Linked DNA regions of Homo sapiens: region 2 is linked to region 1. A link is an interaction called in ENCODE POLR2A ChIA-PET data of the cell type or tissue named here. Cell type or tissue: GM12878. All regions are shown on one strand. Links, peaks and the distances in the headings refer to the core of each region. The heading gives the core; the rest is flanking DNA.

The links. ChIA-PET counts read pairs that join two places held together with the same protein. Peaks named below come from ENCODE experiments on the same cell type or tissue, not always from the same donor. Only the 100,000 strongest peaks of a DNase experiment are listed, where the experiment ranks them.
Region 2: POLR2A ChIA-PET joins it to region 1 with 10 read pairs; 1 of 35 experiments calls an interaction of 5 or more read pairs at or near these places.

Annotation. Positions count from the first base shown.
Region 1 is chr10:123,842,905-123,848,623 of GRCh38, forward strand. The region is part of intron 3 of CPXM2 (carboxypeptidase X, M14 family member 2); the gene reads right to left. Among named protein-coding and RNA genes, the nearest start is that of CPXM2, 46 kb to the right of the region's middle. In GM12878, for the core only: no CTCF peak of the experiment used is centred there; a DNase peak (open chromatin) is centred at 1,897.
Region 2 is chr10:124,724,901-124,730,619 of GRCh38, forward strand. The region is part of intron 1 of FAM53B (family with sequence similarity 53 member B); the gene reads right to left. Among named protein-coding and RNA genes, the nearest start is that of FAM53B, 17 kb to the right of the region's middle. RefSeq lists enhancers at 1-224, 3,604-3,743. In GM12878, for the core only: no CTCF peak of the experiment used is centred there; no DNase peak of the experiment used is centred there; H3K27ac peaks cover 1,017 bases.

The DNA.
Region 1 (5,719 bases), core at 128-4,127:
GCCGGTGCTATTTCAGGAATATGAGCAAACCGCTGCGGGAGCATTTAAGGACAGAATCACTAACTTAGTGTGGGGCTGATCATAGACAGAAAGCCCCAAGACCAGGGGATACTTGAAGTAGGTGTTGAAGGGTAAGTTTATCCAGTGAACATTTGTTTGTTAGTGTTTAAGTCATTTGATGTGTTCAGTATCAGCTGCTATTACTACCAAAAATTCTTTTTTTTTTTTTCAGAGATGGAGTCTTGGTATGTTGCCCAGGCTGGCCTCAGACTCCTGGGTTTAAATGACCCTCCCTCCTCGGCCCTCTGAATAGCTGGGACTACAAGCACACACCACCATGCCCTGCTCCAAAATTCTTTTGATCTGAATTTCCAAGATAGGTAAAGTTTTTGCTCTGGAATTTTCTCTATATTATCACCATGTGAAGAGATAATTCCCTGACTCCTCGCCTCCCAAAAAGGACATTTGAACCAAGTGAAGCATCCTCGTTTATTAACCCTATTTTTCCATGGCTATTTCACAGAGCTATTTTTTTTTTTTTTTTTTTGAGACGGAGTCTCGCTCTGTTGCCCAGGCTGGAGTGCAGTGGCGCCATCTCAGCTCACTGCAAGCTCCGCCTCCCGGGTTCACACCATTCTCCTGCAAAGCTATTTCTTATGATCAGATTAAAAAAAAAAAGTCTGAATGATAAAAATGATCAGCCAGCCCATCTTCCCTATCTCTGAGCATTTCAACTCAAATTCTGGGGACAGCCTTACTTTTAATTGGCAATGGAAATGTGAAACTAAGAGTCCAGCTATAGGCGTGAACAACTTGGCCAAAGGTTCTGCTGAGCAAAACTCTATCCATCACTGTACCAGCTAACATAAGCGTTCTATCAGGACAAAACCACAGTACAGTGTTAGACATCTGAGGCTTAGCAGAGAAGAATAGAACTGCCACATAGCCTGAGACATGTACCCTATAGAATCATGGAAACTGGAAGGAACTGTCCATCAAAGACTACTGAACAGGATTTGAAATTAAATTTAAGGCTCCTGGTTTTGCCAGCCTGAATATTTTGTTTCTGCTGCCAATCTCAGTTCTTTCTGAGCACACTGGACAGTCAATTAAATGTAGCACAGTGTCAGGGGAATGGAGAGCTCTTCCCAAAGATGACTCATTGGGAAGTGACAGCCACCTCTGCAAAATCGATTATGAATTTAAAAAGCAAGTGCCTGGGAGAATTCAGTGAAAGAGGAGGTACCAGCCCCAGAGATGTTACAAAATTATACCATCGTGCAATAAATGATATTCAGATGATGCCTCCGAGAAACCACGAGAAGAATGCATTCATCTCTTTCTCTTTAATAATGTAGGGAAATCGCTGATAAATTTTGGAGAAATTTCAACTAAAAGTTGGTGAACCAAAAGGTTTGATTCTTTAAAGGGTACACTAGTCTTGAAAACGTCACTAACGTAGAATGAATCTACTACAATACCAAAAAAAAACTGAGAATTAATGTAATTTTATAAAGGAAATTAAATTATATGCATTTTTTTTTACCTTAAAGAAAGCACACCAATGCCCCTAACAGACTCAATTTTGCTTAAGATAAATGTGGGAATTATCAAATCCAACACAAAGAGAAAACCTGATACTGTCTAAGGTCAATCTAAGAGGATTTTTCTGTTTCAAGATGATGGGATAAACACATTAGTTTTTCTGTGTTCTTCTCTCAAAAGTCAACCCCAAGCAAAGAAAGCAAGACACAGAAATACAACTTTGATCTCTGATAAAACCAAAAGACATATGAAAGCCCTAAATTACAATATATGAAGACAGAATCAGATGGAGGAATCCTGAATGACTCAGCAAGAGAAGGAAGTGCAAACGTCAAAACAGCACAATAAGAAGCAAGCCACACAGAACCTTAGAAAAGCTGAGAACCTGGGTTTCAAGATACCTTTGGGAGGTGAGGGTAAGGCAGGACTCAACAGGCAATTGCTTCAAAATGTGTATTAAAAAAACAACTAGACTGGGCACAGTGGCTCACGTCTGTAACCCTAGCTACTCAGGAGGCTGAGGCAGGAGAATCACTTGAACCGGGGGGCAGAGGCTGCAGTGAGCCAAGATTGCACCACTGCACTCTAGCCTGGGTGACAGAGCAAGACTCAGTCTCAAAAAAAAAAAAAAAAAATACAATTAATTCCCCCATATCTCCACCCCCACTCCACAGAGGACCTGAAATTTTTCTCTGAAAAGAAAGCAAACTGTAGAGACCCTGGATTGGGGATACTAGGCACAGAGGAGGCAGGGGTGCCGTGATGGATGAAAACAGTAACCTCTGGGGGCATCAGCACACTAAAGAGTGACATGTTCCAGCTCCTTCCCCCAACCAGCTATAGAACACCATGCAGTCAGGTTTATAACAAACAGAAAAAAAAAATGCAAACTATAATAGAGAACAGAAAAAAGGCTTTAAAAATCTATAATTAATATTTCTAGAAAGGTCTTGATTTCATGAAACAAGAACAGAATACTCTAAAAAAGGAAAAAGCACTGAACAATAAAGAGCTCTTGGAAATTAAAATGTGAAAGTTGAAATTTTTAAAATGTCAGCAACTTTTAAAATAGAAAGGCTTTCTATTTTTAAAACAAAAAGGCTAAAAAGATAAAGTTGAAGAAATCTCACAAAAGGAAAACAGTACACAAAAATAGACAACAGGAGAAAAATAAGAAAAGCAGAGGAAGAAATCCAGAAGAATTTTAGGGGGAAAAAAACGACCAAATAAAAACTGTACTTTCCCAGTTAAGTCTTCAAAACATGTAAGAATCTAGTACACATAATAAACTAATATACACACCATGGAATATCATTTTGAAACTTCAAAACATCAGAAATAAAGAAAAGATTCTAAAAGTTTCCAAAGAGGAAACAAGCAGTAAAAGGAACACACACAAAGAAAGAAAGAGGAATAAGAATGACATCAGAATTCTCAATAGCAGCATCTGAAGCTAGAAGAATGGAGGGATGGTGCTTTCAAAGTTCAAAAGGGAAAGATTTTTCATCCTAGAATTTTTACACTCAGCCAAACTATCAATCATGATGGCAAAATAAAGACATTTTCAGATTCACAGACTCTCAAAAAATCTATTTTTCATACACCATTTCCATGAAGCTACTGAAGCAGCAGTCCCCAAACTTTCTGGCACCAGGGACTGGTTTTTCCACCATCTGGGGGTGGGGGATGGTTTTGGGATAATTTAAGCATATTATATGTATTGTGCACTTTATTTCTATTATTATTAAATTGTAATATATAATGAAATAAAATTACACAACTTACCATAACGTAGAATCAATGGTAGCCTGAGCTCGTTTTCCTGCAACTAGACATTTTCATCTGGAGGTGATGGGAGACAGTGACAGATCATCAGGCATTAGATTCTCATAAGGAGCGCACAACCCAGATCCCCTATATGCACAGTTCACAGTAGGGTTTGCGCTCCTTTGAGCATCTAATACCACTGCTGATCTTACAGGAGGTGGAGTTCAGGCCGTAATTTGAGCAATGGGGAGTGGCTGTAAAAACAGGTGAAGCTTTGCTCTCTGGCCTGCCACTCACTTCTTGCTGTGAAAGCCCCGTTCCTAACCGGCCATAGATTGGTACTGGTCTGTGGACGGGGGACTTGGGGACCCTGTACTAGAGGATGCACTCCAAAAAAATGAGGCAGAACACTACAGAGAGGAATATATCAGACCCAGAAATCAAGGGTTCCAACATAGCAGAGAATTATCAGAATGATGGTGAAGAAGACCCAAGACAGTAGACATGTAGGAGACCCAGAGAGTAGCCCATTCAGAATGCAGCAGGTGAAATGGCTTCTGAAAGAGTATCTAACAGAAACGTAAAACACAAAGCAGGACTAAAAACCACTGAACAGATGTGGCTGCATAAAAAATGATATTGAAGGTTTTTTTTGTTTGTTTGTTTTTTCAGATCCAGACCTATTGCAGGGTGTGGGGAGAATATGTTCTTAAAAATACAAGCAGGCCCAGGAAAACAAAAGGTTGTTAAGAAATGATATGAAGTAAATATTTCCTGACTCAAAATTAAAGTATTTCTTGGCTCAGTAAGTAGGAAGCAAAATTTTCAGTCATAATAATGAAAACCTTAGATACAGATTTACCCAAAAATTGAGCTACAATTTTATTGGAAAGATGGAAGAGAGGAAAGGGGTGATAAAAATGGGTGATAGCCTCATCTTCCAGAATAGGGATCTAAAACATCAAGTCTACATCTATAAATTGATACAGATCAATATGTGCATATTATTTAGAAGTGAAGATTTCAGGCCAGGTGCGGTGGCTCACGCCTGTAATCCCAGCACTTTGGGAGGCCAAGGTGGGTGGATCACTTGAAGTCAGGAGTTCTAGACTAGCCTGGCCAACACGGTGAAACCTTGTCTCTACCAAAAATATAGAACATTTGCCGAGTGTGGTGGTACAGGCCTGTAATCTCAGCCACTCAGGAGGCTGAGGCAGGAGAATTGCTTGAACCTGAGAGGCGGAGGTTGCAGTGAGCCGAGATGGCACCACTGCACTCTAGCCTGGGCAACAGGGCGAGACTCTGTCTCAAAAAAAAAAGAAAAAGAATTGAAGATTTCAATTCCCAAAGAGACAATTAAAAAGAGTTTCCAGTAGCTGTGCCATCCACAGTGCTTGATGGTAGTCAGGGGCCGGGTGGAATGTGAAGTGTGTTTGTTTGTTATAAAATTGATTAAAACAAGTTTTAAAAAGCAATTTTAAAAAGTAAAAGGAAAGGGATACATAGATATAGAGGGTGACTGATACAATGTCTACTGTTGATTCTTTCATTTTTCAGGTATCTACAGAGCATTGACTACGTGCTAGGTATTATGCAAAGGGCTTTGATTTCTGAGAGATAGAGACAACAGTGAATATCAAAATCATTCTGCGGCAGTGAGTCACTGATCTGCACTGTACATATTTCATAATCATGGGCTGCCTCTACACAGAAACATCTGGAAGCAAATAAAAAGTCATATCCAAGTGAATGTAACTATTTAGTGACTCCAGGATAATTGACTTACAGCTGCCTCTCTGCAGACGTATCCCAGGGCTATTTGGAGAGAAACAGGATAAAGTGATAGTTATTTTAAAATATTTTTGAGAAAAAAATTTAGAAGCAATAGCTGAAACTATAGATTATCAGCAAGTTAATGCCTTTTCAGGGGGAGGTTATCTAAAAAACGTTAGCTGTGACATTTGATTAGTAAAGTAAGTAATCTGCCATAAAATGGCCATCATGTGGTCTGAATGTCTGCCTTCAATAAACCTCTGTAATAAACCACTGCTATAAACCCATAAAACTTTCCAGGTGCAATCTGCTGATCCTTCTGCAAATTGGCAATGCACCTTGTCCCAATTCCAACCTTAATCATCGGTAAAGTAGGCTGTACAAAAACACTGTATTCATTGTTTTTGAAGCAACTTTTAAAACCAAAACCAATTTCTTAACTATTTCCTTGCATTGGCCAAGGAAACTAGTAAACATCCACGGTTTAAAATTAAAAATATTTAAAAATAAATTCTATTCAACACACCATAAACCATTTATTAACTATTTAAAAGAAGAAAAGATGAAGAAATATACTAACTGAAAAAGAAACAGGCAAATGTTTTCACATCAACATTCTAATTCAATTTAACTC
Region 2 (5,719 bases), core at 572-4,571, 880 kb after region 1:
TATGAAAGCACAAGGGCCAATGTGCCCAGCTGCTGGGGGCTGGGAGCTGCAGAAGGCAGAGTACTGGGACAAGGAGAAAACCACACAGAAACGCTCCATTCAAAGCCATGACTGAGTTAGTGTCCCCTTGTTTCTGAGGAGCGAGAGTAGAAGGGGGAACACTCCTTGACAAAACAAAACTGTGAGGAAAACTTCAAGGCCAGGCAAAGCCAAAGCCTGCCCGTCACCTCCCAGTGACTACATCTGGAGCTAAAGACACAAGACCCAGCAGTGATTTCAGGTTCACTCTGGACAACTAAAACCCCCAAATGAGAGGAAACCACCACTAAGCACTTAGATGTGAGCATGGCTGACTGTATGGACTTCAACGCACCATTTCCTGGCTCTGCACCTGCTTCCCCAGATGGGTCCCAGGGTCTCTCACCTCCAGCAGCCCCGGCTGGGCTCAGGTGTCATCAGGGAAGGGAAAGAAAGGGTACAGCAGTTGATTCTGGACATGGTTAAGCACTCTATTTCCCACCACTGCACGGAGACACTGATTTCAGGGCACCTGAAACAAAGGGCGCCCAGCCTTGGACTGACGGCAGTGAGTGGGAAGCTTCATGAAGCATTCCCGAGTACAGGGTAACCTGCTGTGTCCATGACAGCTCTGTCAGCTCGACCCAAATGCGGCCTGTCTTTGGTGAGAACGGGTAAAATCAACCTATCTGGGAAACCAAAAGCTCAAAACTCAAAATCGCCAAGGCTGCCTCCGTTAGTATCTGGGTTCCAGGTGGAGGGTGGAAACCGAGATGGACAGTGGATGGTGTGTGTTAGTGATAGAATTACCTAAAGGTAGGAAATAAATGTGTCTCCAACTATCACGGTGAGAGTGTGAGGACAGCTTCCATGAAGATGGCTGAACGGAAAACAAAACATCTCCGGGAATCTAGTCTCAAGTTTCCCAGAAAATAAGATGCAGTGGGAAAATGAAAGGAAAGACGAGCCTCATATGCCAGGCAGCCAAGACCCACACAGGCCAACCCACATCCTTGCTGGGGGGAACACTGGGGTACCTGGCACCTGCTTCAGCAATGTGCACTGGTTCTCCAAGCGTGGACCCGGATCAGTAGAGAATTGCCTGAGAACTCATTAGGAAGGCAAAGTTTCAGTCCCCGACCCCAGACAAACTGCATGAGGGTGGGACCCAGCAGCTGTGTCTAGTAAGCCCTCCAGGTTGAGTCCGGTGGTTCCTAAAGTTTGAAAAACACATTTTTAGTGGATTTGGTACCTAGAACCCTAGTAACTGGGAGGACAATTTTGCACATGAGAAAATCAGGATCCATAAAAGTTGAGTTTCTTGCAAAAGCCATGAGGTCAGAATTGGATGGGTGGCCTACTACCCACCCCCAGCATGTCCTCTGGCCAGGCCCTGGAAATCTAAATCTAGGTCAAGATGATCCTTGGCCTTCAGGAGCTCCAACAGTCCCTAGAATGCACTGAAGGAGAACAGTGGCATCGTCAGAGCCTTGGCCTAGCAGAATCAGAGGCTGAACCAACCACCCAGGTGCACAATGCCCTGACCAGTAGGTGAGAAAGAGGCAGATGAGGATGCCATGTTTCTGCTGCAAAGGAAAGGCATGGGAAGGGCTTTCAGGCAATGGATTGACAAGCTACATTTCTCAAATTCAGCAAACCATTTGGAATGACACTAAGAATCCCAAAGGTTGACTATGCGGTGAAATACGTGTGAGAATCAGAAGGAAACAAAAAGTCACAGAACAGCTGCCATACGAAGAGATAAAAACAGGGTTGAGTGAAAAAGATAAATGATAGGAGGGATTGCTATTAGATATTTGAAGAAATACGAAGAGAACACCTCAATTCTTTGAAAAATACTAATTACCATCTGGCAAATCTTTGCTTTACTTCTACTTGCTGTATTGAGTCTCTGTCAAAAGAAAGAGCTGAGATACATGTTTCATCTACCCTAAGAAATTTCCGTCTAACACCAGAAGTTATCTACTTGGTACACAGCAGCTAGGCTGCCTGTCATGAGAATTTAAAAATTACATCTTTATTTGTAAAAATTCCCTTGCAATATCTATTAAAATCCAGAAGGCACTTTTTATTTATTTAGTTACTTATTTATATTTGGAGACAGGGTCTCACTCTGTCACCCAGGCTGGAGTGCAGTGGCACGATCTTGGCTCACTGCAACGTCCGCCTCCCAGGCTCAAGCGATCCTCCCGTCTCAGCCTCCCAGTTGCTGGGACCACAGGTGCATGCCATAACACCCGGCTAATTTTTGTATTTTTAGTAGAGATGGGTTTTCTCTACGTTGACTAGGCTGGTCTCAAACTCCTGGGCTCAAGCGATCTGCCTGCCTCAGCCTCAGGAAGGCACTTGTAGATAAGAAGATTACACTAGGTGAAGCACCTGAGTGATTGTGGGGGGGGGGGGGGTGCGGGGGTACAAAATGAATCCCCAGGTCACCCAGTATCACAGGGCCATTCACAGGGTAGAAGGGCCCCTGGCCTGAGACTAGCTTCCAAGATTTAAGGGACATATTTGTACTTTCAGAGTTTTTATTAGTGCCCGGAGTACTGGCTTATCTTTGCAAGTTTACTAGCAGGTGGAACACGAGGTAGCAGGATTATGATGGCAATGACCTTGAGCACTGCAAACATCCTGGGCATTTCTACTAGTCACTGCCATTCACCATCGTTCTCCCTGTGCCAATAACCTGGAGAGCCAGAAAATCTGAATCTGCCTTCCCAATGTCTTATCCACTCCAGGGATCTCAAACTCAAATGCCTTCCAGGGCCAAGCAGGAAACACAAATGAGAGAAGCATGCTGCATAGGAACCGAGATGATGTGCAGAGAACATGCCTGGCCCACCGTGGACGGCTCTGGCTACAGCTAACTGTGGTGGGCTGTTTGGGAAAGAAGATCCAGGCTACTATTAAAATTTACCTCCTGACTTGTTAAGAGAAACTGAAAGTCAGGACTTCTTTGCACAATCTCCTTTTTATGTTCCCAAGAAATTTAAAAACTTGTAAAGCATCATATGAGACAAACAAATCATGTCTGAGGACCACATCTGGCCCCCAGACCCAGACCACCAGAGTGCAAACTCCAGTCTAAATGATGCTGACGATTCAGACCCCTGAAAACACTCAAACGACTAAGTTTCATCTTGGTTTGAAGATCTCCATGGACTCGCTTGGCTTCGCGATCCAGTCACACATTCTCATCGGCACCACTCCCTGGCTCACTCGGTGAGTTAGCTGGAGGCCTGAAAATGCCTAGACAGCTCAGACTGTGTGAAATTCCATGCACAACAAAGCAGACCCATACAACTCCCAATCACAGACAGGAGAGGCCTGCCTTCCCACCCATGGACTTGGAGAGACAGTTGATCTGGTTCGTTCACTCAGCCTGGCCCCATGGGAGGCTGTGGCACCCATTCTATGGAGGAAACCGTGGCATTATCTGAAGTACAGCAGAGCCTGGGGTCTGCCCTGCCCCCACCAGGAGAGCTCCCTTCTGGCCTCGCCCACGAGGTGGGGTAGGGAAAGAGTTTCCATGCCAAATACTTCTAACACACGCAAGTAAACCCAGCAGATGGAAGAGACAATTCTGGATCCCTGACGCCTCCAGACTGCTGGCTTTGGTTGGGTCATCATGAAGAGAACAGCTGCTTCCTCAATCACGACTACCGCACAGAACAGAGGATTCTGTTTTGATGACTTCTATGCAAGATATAGAAACAAGAGGGGAGTTTCCTGCCTTTTATTTCAAAATAGCCCAGGACAAACGAAGACTTCTTGTACCATAACAACACATTCAAAGGGAAAGCTTGATGGAGTTGGTTTTCTTAAATGTCACCCCACAGTGAGCAACCTACTTCTCTGCCCACAGGCAGTGATAAAAATGTCATCAGGGAACCCATGCAGAGGAGCAAGAGATTTCTCTTTGAAACAGCAACATGTGCACAATTGGGGACAAAACTAGGTGGTGAGGAGAAACTGGCTTTGGAGCAGAGGGACCTGGATTTTCAAGCCAGGCTCTAGCCCATCACAAGCCACACTCTCTCAGGGACATGGCTGAAGCTCAGCTCCTGCCCAGCGGGGCTAGTCACCCCCAGCTGGCTGTGCAATGAGCAGACGATGAGAGAACATATGCAGAGTGCTTGGCACACAGTAGGTGCTCAGAAAACGCCAGCACTCTAAAAACAGATAATTTCCATTATAAAGGTATTTGTGCCCGGGTTCTTTTGGGCACATGCAATTAGTCTCCCTGAGGGCTGGGACAGCAGTGAGAAACTTAGGGCAGAGCCTAATCTCGAATGATCTCACCCCTCCACTGGCTGAAGAAGGAAGACACAGGACACCATTCCAGGAGTGGCTGGCTAGAGGCAAGCACAGTGTCAAAGGTGGCAGTGGGATGGGAGGGGGACACGTAATCAAGGCTGGCCTTTCAAGGCTATTCTTTTCCCTTTTAAAGCATGTGGGGAAAAAATTTTCCACGTACGACCTCTTAAACACAACTTCCTCCTTACCAGGCACTTCCTTCATGCAACTATTCTAGAGCTAAGTTCATCAGGCTTACTTATCTGGTTTTCTTCTTTTTTCACTCTTGCCCAAGGTCCTGAAAAGTCCTCCTGGTATGTCATTCTTGCATTTTATAAAGGTTTCCATCCTGATTACAGAGGGAGTGGGCATTGTTTAAGGTGTGAAGATTTGTGCAGACTGTAACCATGTAAACCAAACATGGAAAAGCCAGCCATTCCTAACAGGAGCAATGGACTGGACTCCTGACTGTACAATGCATTTCAGAGACTCCAATGTAGACAGCGTGGACTACAACCAGCCACACAGCTCTTCTCCACACTCAGAGTCTATCAGCATGCACAAATGTGGGGGAGATGGGTCCAGCACTGATGCATTTATGCCTGGGTCTGATGAACTGGAGATCTACGCCCTCCATATTTGCCTTCACCCCTCAGAATGACTCTGCCCCTAGTTAGCTTCCAAAGAGATTCCTATTCAGAGCATTTATGGACCAAGCAAGACAAGAGCTACAGTTCAGCCCAATTCCAAGCTACTCAACACACGGCATCAGTGTTGGCAGTGGACAGCATTTTAAGGAGTAAGTCACGTGATACTAGCTAGCTGAGGTACCTGGAACTCACCTTCCTTCCTCATGCCACACAGTAGCCATCATTTTGAATGAATGAAGTAGTTCTTTATCTGATGCCCATGGAAAACATGGTCATTTCATCAGACCATGTATTTCCCATTCCAGCATGGTAGGAACAATGGTATAACCCATCAGGCCCAAATGGCCCAGAACAGAACAGGTATGAATACATAAAAATGGGATTTCTGCAGGACCCAGCATGCAAACACACATGGGGCACTGGACATGGCAGAGTTGATGAGGCCAACGGCCCCAGTGAACCAGGAGCTGAGGTTACAGGCTGCAGAGGGGCATGGTGGGGGCCTGCCAATGGTCATAGGATTTAGGGACAGCCTCTTCACTCCAGGCCCAGGTTCCCTCTGCCACAGCAGACATTTCTCCATCACTTCAGAGTCAACAAACTAATTTTCAATTCTGTGTTTTGGGAGCAGGAAGGTCCAGTGTCTTTTCTTTCAGCAGAATACCTCCTCTGCACTTTTGGTTCTCCCAGATTTGGATTCTCCCCACACTGGGACACAGTCTCGTGTGCTCCTA